Regions from separate parts of the Homo sapiens genome. Here region 2 is linked to region 1. The links are chromatin contacts, found by Hi-C or POLR2A ChIA-PET in ENCODE. All regions are on one chromosome and are shown on one strand. Each heading gives the region's core, a stretch centred on a gene start or an enhancer-like site at or near the end of the contact. The rest is flanking DNA. Distances are from core to core; before and after follow the strand shown.

Region 1 (7,669 bases), core at 2,707-5,206:
AGAAAAGTAGATGAAAGGAGGAAAGGGAAAAGAAGAGAGAAAAGGTTAACAATTAGCCAATCAGCTCCAATCACAATGAATTTTAAAAAGTGAATTGATTTATAGAATAATGAAAGATTAAATCTATCACAGGAAACTGACAGATTATGTAGTTGGTTTCCTACATTGTGGGTTATTCTGCTCATTTTCTATATCTAGCATTTAGATGTGTTTCAATGTTTAGGACATGTTGAGAGTCCTTAATAAGAACCCACCAATCTTTGCTTAGTAATTAGACATCATGATTATTCCCATTCTAGTTTAAAAAGGAGACTTGCTGCAAAGCAAAGTACTATCTTGCTCATACAGACCCCAACCTACAGACATTTATGGATTATTTTTTCATTTTGTCATTTTGTAATCTCTTTGTCATAAGAGATTACATCATCCAAATGGCTTTTAGGATAGTGCATCGTTTTCACTGAAACACTTTGCCTAACTGAATTTGAGACACCTTCCATTCACGTAGAGTAGCTTTTATAAAAATTGCCTCAGCCAGGCTCATTTCAGCTATATTTACACTACTTGTTTTAATGTGCATATTGTCATGACACACAGATACTGCATTAAGTAATTAAGAGGCTGACTACATAGTGTCATTTGCTGTATGAAACTGAATCTGTGGATTCAATCAATAACCACGTGAAAGTGCCTAGAGCTCCAGGATTAAGACACAACCTGCTGAGTTAAGACGAGAGGTCCAAATGGGAGCATACTAATTTGTAACACCATCCTGCAAGTTTCAGTTCCATTTTAATTAGTCATAAAACATAACATAAGCCATGTTGTTAACTAAACCATCCAAGACAAAGTCTTCCTTTCCTTAGCAAAGATTCGAAATAGAGGTAAAAATAAAAGCAAATATTCAACTGAGCAGAAGAAGAGACATTAATTTTATCTGCCTTTCTGGGACATGACTTATATCCTGAAGAGGAACATAATCCTGTAATTGCTGTAGGCCTTCTTATGTTTTTGCTGACAAAAAAGCCATTTTTGAAGTGCTAATATCACTGTAAATACAACTCATTTAATATGAGTTTCTGTCATTCCACTGGTGAAAGGGCTATGCAGCTGTTGTTTGCTAAATTGTCATTTGTTGGGTTAAAAGTTCGTCCTACACATCCAGGGTATGGTCACCACTCAGGAATCAAATGACCACACCAGAACTACATACTATGTGGATCATATAATTTGTTTTGGATCGGCTTCCTTCCAGATGCTAAAATCTGGTATATTTATTAAGTGTTGGCTAAAACCCTGATTCACTCTGGAGTTTGACTGGAAAAGACTAATTGAATGGGACCCATCCCAACACATATGTCTCCTCAAAGCTGAAAGTGATTTAGGGCTTTGAGGGCAGTTAGTGACCATCGGATAGATTTGTACTCATTCTAGGCAGCTAGCGTGCAGCAGTGTTTCCATCCTACAAGAAAACTTGTGGTGAATATTTCCCAGATGGCTTTTGCAGACAGAGGTCTCTTACAAAAGAAGAAAAGAACACTTTAACAAAGTCCAAAGAGCAGCTCATGTTGAAGATTTTTTTTTTTTTTAAGGACAAATTCAGAGGCCTTTTCAAACTCTACAGGGTGCTTCTGGAATATGTTTGGAATGTAAACACATGCCTGACTGAATTGCCCAGCTGCTACCTGGCTTACAGAGTGACCTTTCATAGAGTTCTCAAATTTTAAATCAAAAAGAAATCTTGTTGAACCTTGGGGTCATTCTGTCCCTTTCTTTACAGAAAAGCAAAATGAAACTAAGGTAAGTTAAGTGATGCACTCACATAAACTGGGTTTCCATTCAAGCTGCCATGTTCCTTCTCATTCTGGAGGGTAACCTGGGCTCTGTGGTACAGGTGTAACTTCACAGCATGATATTTATTGGTGACATTCTCTCTTGCTTCATATTCATTTATTCTTTCCCTTTCAGTTCTGCTTCATTCCCTTTCTGTTTCCTGCATTTACTCCTGTTCTCCTACTCTTTTTTGCGATTACTCTTTTTAAAAACATCTCTCGGCCGAGCATGGTGGCTCACGCCTGTAATCCCAGCACTTCGGGAGGCCGAGACAGGTAAATCACGAGGTCAGGAGTTTGAGACCAGCCTGGGCAACATGGTGAAACCTCATCTCTACTAAAAATACAAAAAATTAGCTGGGTGTGGTGGCATGCCTGTAATCCCAGCTACTCGGGAGGCTGAGACAAGAGAACCTCTTGAACCCGGGAGGCGGAGGTGGCAGTGAGCTGAGATCTGGCCACTGCACTCCAGCCTGGGCAACAGTATGAGACTCCATCTCAAAAAAAAAAAAAAAAAAGTATGTTCAGTTGATTAAAGGATTACTTACAACTAGCTCAGGAAGAGAAAACAACACCTCTAAAATGCAGATGTAACTGATGTGGCTTGAATGAGACAGGAATTTGAATGTCCCATTTTACACCAAGGTGAGCTAATCCAGACATGTAATTTAAGCTTTTTAAGGTTTTAAGGAATCTATCTGACAATTGTGGATTTAACTTCCCTTCCCAAGTGAGAATTGACTCAAATATTTCCCCCATTATTTGTTATCATCACACACACCTATATACACATACTCATACTCTACAACTGGACTACAAATGTCAAAAAGAAATAAGCCCATTTAAATAAAAGTGAATTAACTTAATCTTCAATCTTATATATCCAGAATGTGTTATTGTAGCCACAAAACAATGACTGTTGGAGATACCATGTTAACATTACAGAAATGTATTGTAATCCTAATCATTAACCATCATGCAGTCTACAAATGAAGGAGATGAGAGTAACCCAGGGTAGTGAAAGATTTTATGAGAGCAGCAGAAAATATTCACAGTAAGACACAGATGGGGAAATGTGTCATGTGGAATGCAAGTTTGACTAACAGAAGCCCAGTGGTTGGGATGAGATGAAAGCGTAATGCAGAGCCCAGTGGGAAGAGGCACAGAGTACACTGGCACAAAGTGCAGTGGCTCATGCTGATGGAATGACTGAAAGACGCAGCAAAGGAGCAAAATGAGCTCCTTTAGCTGAGCCTTAAGCAATCACCACCTCTGACTAATATCAGCCCAGGATGGTGAAAGGTCATTCAGCAGCAAATTGGATGACATGGTTTATTCTATATAACTAAGAAGTATTTGGAGTGAACTGTTAGAGATTAAGTCCTAGTATGGCAGGTTAAATTAGAGATAATTTACTTTGCTCTCACTCTGTTTTCTCTCCTCCTCCCAGGCCATAGTACTCCCCTGCCCCTTGAGATTTTTGCATAGCTTGATTAAAAATTAAATTGCTTCGACAAAATTGCCTCTGGGCTTTAGTTTTCTAGTGCCTGAATTCTTTCAGGGGACCATGCTGGGGAATCGGAAGAGAGCAATAACTGGGAGGAAGAATGAGGGAGGAGATTTTTAGAGGCTAGGAAAGGAAGAAAGTCTTCTGGTCCTAGAGCAGCGGGGAATCTCTCTGGCTTCCCAGTGAGTAGCAGAGACTAAGAAGGTGACAATGATGGGGCTTTCAGACAGTCAAAGACCCTGGCTGTACTAGACATGTGATTGACAGAAGAGGCTCATTTCAAGAATCCTCCTGGCTTAGAAAACAAGGTCATCCACAGTGATCCTGACTGGAGTAGCACCCAGATTCCTGTGCAGTTGCAATAACAGTGATGACTGCCAGGCTGGTATTCTGAAAATTGTCCCTGTTAAATTATTTTAAAACATTTTTGTATTGCAAACTACATACAATTTTGTTGTGATGCCAGGTTACTTTGACATTTGGAAATCTCACCCTTATGCCTTGAATTCAAAGCATATGAATCTCTTACTCCATTTTTTTCTTCCTTGACTCCAATCCACCCACAGCCTGCAGTCGTAGGCAGATCTGTGCTTCTATGAGTCATACTGTACTGTCACATTGAGTAACTTGCAGTATAAGGAAAGAAAGAAAAGTTCTCTAATTTAGACATTAGATTTACCAAATCAACAGGATTTCAACATGACAGAAACTGTTTTTGGTACTTTTGCATCTGACTGTGCATGAACCAAGAAAGAAGAAAACAAACTGGAAAGTGTACTTTGAAACAAAATACAACTCTTGCCAATAAAAATTTGTTATCCTTGTTTAAAAAAAATTGTCTACCCAAAGTTATCAAAGGAGAATTGGGATTATTTGAAGAATAAAAAGGTAGAAGGAAATAGTTGGAGTTAAAATACCTCAGCATTCTTCCTTCAACTGGTATAGAGGCATAAATTGCTTTTAATTAGCATATTAAAAATTGCGTACAAATATTATGACTCAAAGGCACACTAGTCCGGGGTTATATATATAGCTTTTCTTGAGATATAATTTATATGCCATTCAATTCACCCATGTAGATGTACATAAATTGTGCAACTACCACCATAATCTAGTATATTTTTATCACCTCAAAAAGAAATCCTGTACTGTGTAGCAGTCAGTTTTAATCCTCTTCCCCTTCTTCCACTCTAGGCAGCCACTAGCTTATGTTCTATCTCTATGGGTTTTCTCATTCTAGACATTTCAGATATATGGAATTACACAATATATAGTCACCTGTGACTAGTTTCTTTCACTTAGCATGATGTTTTCAATGTTCATATATGTAGCACATAGGAGTATTTCATTTTTTTGATTGCCTAATTTTCTATTGTATGGATGTATCACCTTAAGTTTATCCACTTATCAGTTTATGGATATTTGAGTTGTTTCTACTTTTTAGTTTTATGGATAATTTGTGTACATATATGAGGTTGAACTTTACAATGATCAAATAGTATTTTATTTTCATTATTTATGATTCATTAAAGGTCCATGTCATATTAACCTTATGTTAATTAACTTTATTTTCTAAAATTTGTATCCAAAGGTATGTTTACAATTTACACTTCTTTGAATTACATATTTAATATTTTCTATTATAAATATTTTATAAGGAGTACACTAAAATTTTGTAAGTTATAAATGTATGGCATAGATATATTTTTATTATATGACTTCTGTCAAAATCGGTAAATATTTTACGTAATACTACTACTCCTAGTCCTCACTTTCTTGCTTCAATGAATTGTCTAGATGAAACCATCCTCAGTGATTGCTGAGTCTGAAAGTTTTCACTTCCCATCTCTTTGATATTATACTCCCTAAATTTGGAAGGAGAAAATTGGACTCCTTGCATACTAGGCTTTCAGGAATGATTGACACCCTCATCAATTTGTAGCCATAGATGCTGTTTTAAGGCATACTCTGTTAAATATCACCACTGCTCAGAGTGTGGCAACTCATTAGTACCAGGACACCTGGTCCTGAAATAGTAGTGCTCACAAAACCAGAGATAATGCTGTTCCTCAAACATAAGAGATGAGCAGAACACTCAAAATCATCCTTTAGAACTAATGTGATACCCTTATTTATAAGTATTGAAAGCCTTTTCACATGTAGATAAGAAAACTTGATATTCTGTTTCAGGAGGCAATACAGCACTGAGACAGAGCAAATTCTCCTCTTAGCTTCTCTCCCCACCATTCATTCCCTTACCACAAGAATGACAATGGGAGAGAATTCACCATGATCTCATTTTATGCTTTCAATATTCCTTGATACATAGTTGATTCTGGAAATACATATGGAAAGTTGCATCACAATGTGAACAATACAGTATAAACTTTTAATTTTTAGGCTGGGTGTGGTGACTTATGCCTGTAATCCCAGCCTGTAATCCCTGTAATCGCAGCACCTTGTGAGGTCGAGGCAGGTGGATCGCTTTAGGCCAGGAGTTTGAGACCAGTCTGGCCCATGTGGTGAAACCCCTTTTGTACTAAAATTACAAGAAAATTAGCCAGACACGGTGGCACATGCCTGTAATCCCAATCTGGAGGCTGAGGCAGGAGAATTGCTTGAACCCCTAAGGCGGAGGTTGCAGTGAGCCAAAATCGCACCACTACACTCCAGCCTGGGTGACAGAGCCAGACTCTGTCTCAAAAACAACAACAAACAAACAAACCTTTTAATTTTTAAAGAAAATTACACCTGCTTAGGCCTATAGGCACATATTCCTTATTAAGTTTCCTATTTACATGGATTACTTGAATGATAATGCTAACTAGCTAAAGTGCTAGGTAGGACCAAAAAGATTATTAGTTAACCTGCCGTAGAAATGCTTTACATCTTAATCTGGATAGAACTTGCCAATTGACATTGATCTTAACATGTTAACTGATTGACCCAAGACCTATTTTAGCCAATTAACTACTTAGTATTCTATTGTACTAGAGTCCATAAAGGCACCAGAGAATAATGCAGGTGATAGTCTTCCCCAGTCTTGGAGCTAAAGCAAATTAAAATGATGAGCAACTGGATAGTTCATGTATATGCATGACTTACGTGAGCCTGTCAGTAGTGATGCCCTCAGAAAAATATTTCCTCTAACCATGTTCTGTGAAACACTAACCCCCATCTCACCCACTAAGCTCAAGCAAGAAATGCTGCACGCTGCATTCCTGTCTTCTTAAGTATGCACATTGTGTTGTTGTTTACTAACGGCTAAAGAATTCTGCAATAAAGCAACTGATTTAATTTTGTGTATTCCATCCAGCTTTGCTCAGTTACTCTCACAGCCCACTTAGCTCCTTGTTGAAATTTTTAATTTCTTTGAGTAAATACTATTAACATGCTTTGAAAATTATGTTCCAAGATCATGTGTTGACTGTTTTTGACAATTTAACTGCTTTTGACAAAATTTATTTTTTTTTCTTCTTTTTTTCTTTTTCTTTATTTTATTATTATACTTTAAGTTTTAGGGTACGTGTGCACATTGTGCAAGTTAGTTACATATGTATACATGTGCCATGCTGGTGCGCTGCACCCACTAACTCGTCATCTAGCATTAGGTATTATCCCAGTGCTATCCCTCCCCCCTCCCCCCACCCCACAACAGTCCCCAGAGTGTGATGTTCCCCTTCCTGTGTCCATGTGATCTCATTGTTCAATTCCCACCTATGAGTGAGAATATGCGGTGTTTGGTTTTTTGTTCTTGCGATAGTTTACTGAGAACGATGATTTCCAATTTCATCCATGTCCCTACGAAGGACATGAACTCATCCTTTTTTATGGCTGCATGGTATTCCATGGTGTATATGTGCCACATTTTCTTAATCCAGTCTATCATTGTTGGACATTTGGGTTGGTTCCAAGTCTTTGCTATTGTGAATAGTGCCACAATAAACATACGTGTGCATGTGTCTTTATAGCAGCATGATTTCTAGTCCTTTGGGTATATACCCAGTAATGGGATGGCTGGGTCAAATGGTATTTCTAGTTCTAGATCCCTGAGGAATCGCCACACTGACTTCCACAATGGTTGAACTAGTTTACAGTCCCACCAACAGTGTAAAAGTGTTCCTATTTCTCCACATCCTCTCCAGCACCTGTTGTTTCCTGACTTTTTAATGATTGCCATTCTAACTGGTGTGAGATGGTATCTCATTGTGGTTTTGATTTGCATTTCTCTGATGGCCAGTGATGATGAGCATTTTTTCATGTGTTTTTTGGCTGCATAAATGTGTTCTTTTGAGAAGTGTCTGTTCATGTTCTTTGCCCACTTTTTGAT
Region 2 (6,781 bases), core at 3,317-5,816, 430 kb before region 1:
GTGCAGTAATTTTGTGAACATATAGAGAGCCCTGAAAATTTAAGCAAACAGGCAAAACAAAACAAAATGCATCACAAAAATGTGCTGGAAGAGAGGTGTAGTGTCACAACCTGTTGTGACAAATCTATTGATTTAACTACAAAACAACATTATTTACTAAAGACTAAAAAATATATGGTTGACATTAAATCACACTTTGAGGTTACTAATAGGATTATATAAGCATAATGAGTAAACAAGACACTTTGAACTTTTGTTTTTAAAAATTATATCTTTTCTTTTAATTAGCAAAATTACCTAAAAGCAATACAATGATACTTGGAAAGAATAAAAATTCAAATAAAAAAGTTACCCATACCTTCTCTTATGGCTTGAATTGTGTCCCTCAAAATCCATCTGTTAAAATCCTAACTCCTAGTACCTGAAAAGGTGACCTTATTTGAAAAATAGATTAATTACAGATATAATAAGTTAAGGTAAGATGAGGTTATTAGGATGGGCTGTCTAGGGTCCTTGTAGTAAAGTGAAATTGGGACACAGAGGCATGTACCCAAAGAGAATTCCATGTGAAAGGACTGTAAACCAAACAGCATATGAGACAAGTCTCAATCAATTTAGAAGTTTATTTTGCCAAGGTTCAGGATGCGTGGTAAGGAGACATGTCTGTGCCTTTCTCCAAAGCTGATTTTTAGGGCTTAAATATTTATAGGAGAAAGGGTGGATACTGAGGAAAGACAAAAACATTTTTTAAAGGTATGTGTAGATAAGGAGCAAATGGTTGCATTCTTTTGAGTCTTTGATCAGCCATTCGCATGTGAAAGTGGGGGGGTAGAGGAATAGTCACTTATGCATTCTTCTAACTCAGTGAATCTGTATTTTTACATAAGATAAAATAAACATAGGGCAGAAGAAGCAATCAGATATGCATTTGTCTCAGGGGAGCAGAGGGATGACTTTGAGTTCTGTCCTTTCTCCCATACCTTTGAAGATAAGTTATCAATTAACATTGTCAGGGTGAAATTCAACAGAACTGTTTTAGGGTAAGGATCTTGGGGCCCACAAGGAATTTCCTAGTGGGCAAATTGTGAGGGAGGTATGTGGCCTTTTCTTTTTCGTAGCTATCTTATTTAGGAACAAAATGGGAGGTAGGTTTGTGTGAGGCAGTTTCCAGCTTGACTTTTCCCTTCGGCTTGGTGATTTTGGGGTCCTGAGATTTATTTTCCTTTCACAAGACACAGGAAGAAGATGGCCATCTAAAAGTCAAAAGAAGAAGCCTGGAACAGATTTTTCCCTCACAGTTCTCAGAAGGAGCCAGTGGTGCCGACAACTTGATCTAGTCTCCAGAGCTATACCACAACCAATTCCACTTATTTAAGCCACCTAGGTTGTGGTACCTCGCTACAGCATCACCTAGAAAATTAATGCACCTTCATTACCCAGAGATAACCTCAGTAAACACTTACTATACATTTAAAAATCTGTGGCCTATTTCTGTTTACTTATTCAAATATTTTTTTTTCACATAACACTAAATTTTGAACAAATTTTTCAGTCTATGGCGGTGACGTCTTGTGCCCTACCCTGAAGTCCATTTTTCCTTCCTCCCAGTAACAATGCTCTAATTTTAGTGCTCAATCAAAAGATAACATTTGCAGCCTCCCTTGGGCCATGTGCTTATTTATCTAAATTCTGGACAAAATGATGTTAGCAGAAATGTTGTATTGGACTGTAAAGAACTGCAAAGTTTCTAAAATTTTGCACTACTTGAAAGCAAAAAAGAAACCCTTCCACAGAAAGGTGGTTTTCTTGTCCCAGTTTTCTGAGTGCCAATTCCCACAGGGCCAGAAGAGGATGAGACACTTACAGAGCCTAAAACTTTTATAATGGTCAGTGAACCTGCACACCCTTTGTGTAGGACAGAAATGCTGTTTCTACCTTGCAAGGCTGCTTCCTATAAAAAATTCTTAAAACGATAGACCACCAGCCAACGTTTTGAGGATGCATTCATATTTTCAGAATGACAGTAGGAAGAGAGGAAACTGAGCTCCATACTAGTCCTGGCCTATGCACCCCCCCAGACTTCTTTTATGGCTGAGGAAATTAAACTTCTTTAGTTAAATCACTTATTTTGGGAATTTTCTGTGGTGCTGTCCAATCCTAGGTCTAACTGGCATGCAGTCAATAAAACTTACATTTAAAACTTCATTTTTCAGCCGGGCACAGTGGCTCACATGTGTAATCCCAGCACCAAGTCAGGTGCATCACCTGAGGTCAGGAATTTGAGACCAGACTGGCCAACATCGTGAAACCCTGTCTCTATTAAAATACAAAATTATTTTACTCTATTAAAAATACAAAATTTAGCCGGGCGCGGTGGCGGGCACCTGTAATCCCAGCTACTCGTAAGGCTGAGGCCGGAGAATCATTTGAACTCAGGAGGCAGAGGTTGCAGTGAGCCGAGGTGGCGCCATTGCACTCCAGCCTGGGCAACAAGAGTGAAACTCCATCTCAAAAATAAATAAATAAATAAATAAATAAATAAATAAATAAATAAATAAATAAAATAAAATAAAATACTTCATTTTTCATAATGACAAAGAAGTAAATCATATAATCATACCATCATTTCCTTAGTTAAACCCATTATTGTACTCCCCTTGTTTTGTTCTCATTTTCTTCTATTCCAATCCAAAGTTTGATGCATGCAGTTTGTTATCCGTGAATATTTTTGTTCATTAAAATTATTTCCTCAAGATTGGCTTTTCTTTTTTATTGTGGGTTTTTGTCTAGCATATTTTCATTTAGCATATTTTCATTTCATATAAATATATACACATGTAGACAAAACAATAAAATCTCAAAGTTAAAAAATAAAAATTAATCACCATTTATATGTCTGCTTCCTCTTCTCTCTCTCTCTGCATGTATATAAAACATCAATCCAAAACTTCAGGGTTAAGGGGTAAGTATATTTGAACTTTTCCATTCACAATTCTTCAGATAAACAGTATAGTTCTAAATGATAGGCTTTTCTTATGATATTATGATTTATTAAATTTAACCTGTATTAGATAAGACTCTTCAATGAATTTAAAGTGACTTAATTTGCTTACACTACCCTCCTCTTCTCTCCTTTCCCTTTCCAATTTTTTTGCATGAACATTAATTTTTAATTCTCTTGACTGCTAATTACCAAAGCTTCATAAATCCAACTTCTTTTATATAGTCAATAGATATGCTTTTCTACTAATGGGTGTCTTAATCAACAAAGAGAGATAAATGAGTCTATTTGGATAGAAATAAGATTGATACAGCAAAGACCTGGTCCTATGATCTGAGTTGCTTTTATCTCAGTAATTCAAAATGCTTTTAGCTCTTAAGATAATGATTCAGGGTGTTTGTATAATAAATGTAATTACCTTGATTTATATGCCACATAGGAGACATAAAAACTTTATTTTAAGGGTTAACATTTATAGACATAACGCATACTATTTGAATAGACAAATCCATATAATTTTTCTCTGTTTTTCATGAAGAGGTGAGTTCAGCTCTATTGCTGTTTATAATTTCCCTGCATATAGTTCCGTTTGTAACCAACAGATGGGGAGCAGAAACAGTAGCTTAGTGTGTGTTTGCATGTGTGCCTGTGTGTGTGTGTGTGTGTGTGTGTGTGTGTGTGTGTGTGCTTAAGGGCATATGTCTTGCATGCCTGTACTAAAAGCTGAACAAATGCATTTAGGCACGAAGAGACAATTGTCTAAGAAAAAGATCAAGGAAGCTAACAAGGATGAGTTACATTCACTGATACGCTAGTGCTAATACTGTGGAGAGAGCAAACAAGGTCTTAGAACAAATGGCAATTTTCTGCTGTTTGTGTTCCAACAGTACATTCTTTGTCAAGATTCACTAGGAACAACTAAATATCATACCTAATAACTAATAAAAAGCAGGCTACCTAATAATTGGATCCTAGATCAGTTTTTCCATCTGCATAACCTCACACTTTTAGCTAAATCCAGCTGTTAAGATTATCTTATAACGAAGGCATTACCTTGGTGCAATTCAACTCTTCATTATTGATCATGAGCCAAACCTAAATAAGATACAGAAATGAAACATTGAAATGTTTAGTAAGAACAGTTATGGAAAACAAAATTATTAGTAGTACAGAGCATTGTCAATGCCTAAGAAACTCAGGAAGGAGTCTAGCTAGCTGTTCAGAAGAGTTTAACCATTTAAGTTAAAAATATGTAGAGAGGAAGAAATCAAAACCAACAAGAGAGAAACAGTGAGATGGCTATTCTTTACTTTTTGGCTGATGAGCATCAAAATGCTCTTCCTATGACTGAGCAGTCTGACCCTTTTTGAGGCCTGGTGAAGACTCTTTCTCTGAAACAGAAAGGATCAGAAGCCCTTGGTAGCTCAGATGCAGGCATGTGACTCAGCTTGGGCTTGGGACCTCTGCTCTGCCAGTCAGATTCCCCTGCCCAAGCCTGTGCTTCTGTGCTGTCTGATAGTTTACAAATCCTTTGGAACATTGTGGTGGCAACACAAATAGCTAGAGTCCACTGACCACATTGGCAGTTGTATTGAATTCAAACAGCTCAGCAGGGCACATCCAGTGTTCCTGGCACCAGGGACAATTTTCTAACCAGCCTGAGCACACGATGAGATGGTGGCTGGGCTCTTGGCTGCCTGGCCTCCTTTATACCCTATTATTTTTCTGCAGCCCAGCTCTATTGACTTCCTGCTGATTTGGGAAGGTACCAGATATTTCTTCAATAATGCCTTTTTCTGCTTAACTAACCACATGTGATTTCTCTTCATTGAAACAAATAACCTTTGCTTAATTGCATTAGTAATCCTCATGATAACATGATTCTAATCCTCATTTGTAATCACGATACATTTTAAAACATATCCAAAGTTTTATATAGTCTAAATTAGTCTAATATTTTAACAGAGAAATCTTTTTTTTTCTAACCCAATACACCTAAGGAACATAATTATTCTCATTAGTAGCAACTAAATAAAATAAGACTTTTTGTTGAAGCCTATTTGATCAGTTGTTATGGTCTGATTAATATGGATCAATACAAAATCATTGATTTTTTATTATGCAATAATGTCAAATATATGAATGGACATCCATGGTATTAGCTCATTTCATTGCATTGACCTTCATTCTGGCATCTCTTATCCCTGGCTTCTAACCCAGATCACCTGAGCCTCAACATATCTGTGATCCCAAGAAATAGTCATGATCACTTAGGATCAGAGACAGTGTATGATTAAGGAAATGACTGAAGAAATCTACCTCATATACTACTTAGTAATTTTAACAGTTTGACATTTAACTTTTTTTGTGTTGCATAAAAGTAGCTGTATCAAAACTGCAATGTGACATATACCTTGGCTCATGATTGTGGTAACTGGAGAATGGAAAGCAAAGAAATATACCAGTATTTTAAGAGTAGAATGTGTGTTGTTTATAAAGCCCTTTCTCCCCCCAAATAACTGTTATAAAGCATTCATTGTTTATGAATAACAACATGAACAATGAAATGGAACCAGCTCTGAGCATGTATACATGTATCTGTGTGTTTGCTGTATTTTAATGTATAAAATAGCTAGAGGTAAGATTGATATCTAGAGGAGATTGATTGGAAAGGGAGTACTTACATAAAGTACATAAGATACTTTGCCCCCCATACACTAGAATTCTTTTTTACATATTTCTAGGTACACAGTAGGTATATATACATTTATGGGCTACATGAGATATATTGATACAGGCATACAATGTATAATAATCACATCAGGGTAAATGGGGTATGCATCATCTCAAGCATTTATTTTTTCTTTGTGTTACAAACAATCCAATCATACTCTTATAGTTATTTTTAAATGTATGATAAATTATCGTTGACCATAGTCACCCTATTGTGTTATCAAATATCAGGTCTTATTCATTTTATCTAACTATATTTTTGTACCCATTAACCATTCCCCCTCCAACTACACTTCCCAGCCTCTGGTAACCATTGTTCTACTCTCTATCCCCTTGAGTTCATTGTTTGTTTGTTTGTTTGTTTTTTGCCTCCCACAAATAAGTGAGAACATGCAACATTTGTCTTTCTGTGCCTGACTTATTTCACTTAACATAATGGCCTGAAGTTCCAACCATGATATTGCAAATGACAGAATCTCATTCTTTTTTATGGCAGAATAGTATTTCATTCGTGTATATGCACTACATTTTCTTTATCCATTCATCTATTAATGGACACTTAGGCTTTTTCCAAATCTTGGCTATTGTGAAGAGTGCTGCAATAAACATAAGAGGGCAGATATCTCTTCAATATACTGATTTCCCTTTTTTTTGGATATAAACCTAGCAAGAGAATTCCTGGATCATATGGTAGTTCTATTTTTAGTTTTTTGGAGGAACCTACAAAATGTTCTCCATGGTGGTTGTACTAATTTACATTTCCATCAACAGTGCATGAAGGGTTCATTTTCTCCACATCTTTGCCAGCATTTGCTATTGCCTGTCTTTTGCATGAAAGCCGTTTTAACTGGGGTAAGATGATATCTCATTGTAGTTCAGATTTGCATTCCTCTGCTGATTAGTGATGCTGAGAACTCTTTTATATATTGGTTTGCCATTTGTATGTCTTCTTTTGAGATATTCAAGTCTTCTGCCCATTTTAAATCAGATTATTAGATTTTATTTTCCTATTAAGTTGTTTGAGCTCCTTATAGATTCTGGTTGTTA

The links. A loop is a pair of places that touch in the nucleus more often than their neighbours do. ChIA-PET counts read pairs that join two places held with the same protein, here RNA polymerase II (POLR2A).
Region 2: a map of Calu3 shows a loop between it and region 1 (2.1-fold over the local background). The contact joins two enhancer-like sites. A Hi-C loop is called at or near these places in 3 of 168 maps with a recorded cell type or tissue (Caco-2, Calu3 and gastrocnemius medialis). POLR2A ChIA-PET finds 5 or more read pairs at or near these places in 2 of 52 experiments (A549 and PC-9).

What each region holds. Positions count from the first base shown.
Region 1 is chr7:80,718,303-80,725,971 of GRCh38, reverse strand. No RefSeq gene overlaps it. Among named protein-coding and RNA genes, the nearest start is that of CD36, 83 kb to the right of the region's middle. RefSeq lists a silencer at 2,825-3,119. Within about 2 kb of position 3,956, at least 14 of the 41 ENCODE cell types and tissues checked have a DNase peak (open chromatin) inside an H3K27ac peak, as active enhancers do.
Region 2 is chr7:81,148,874-81,155,654 of GRCh38, reverse strand. No RefSeq gene overlaps it. Among named protein-coding and RNA genes, the nearest start is that of SEMA3C, 230 kb to the right of the region's middle. Within about 2 kb of position 4,566, at least 3 of the 41 ENCODE cell types and tissues checked have a DNase peak (open chromatin) inside an H3K27ac peak, as active enhancers do.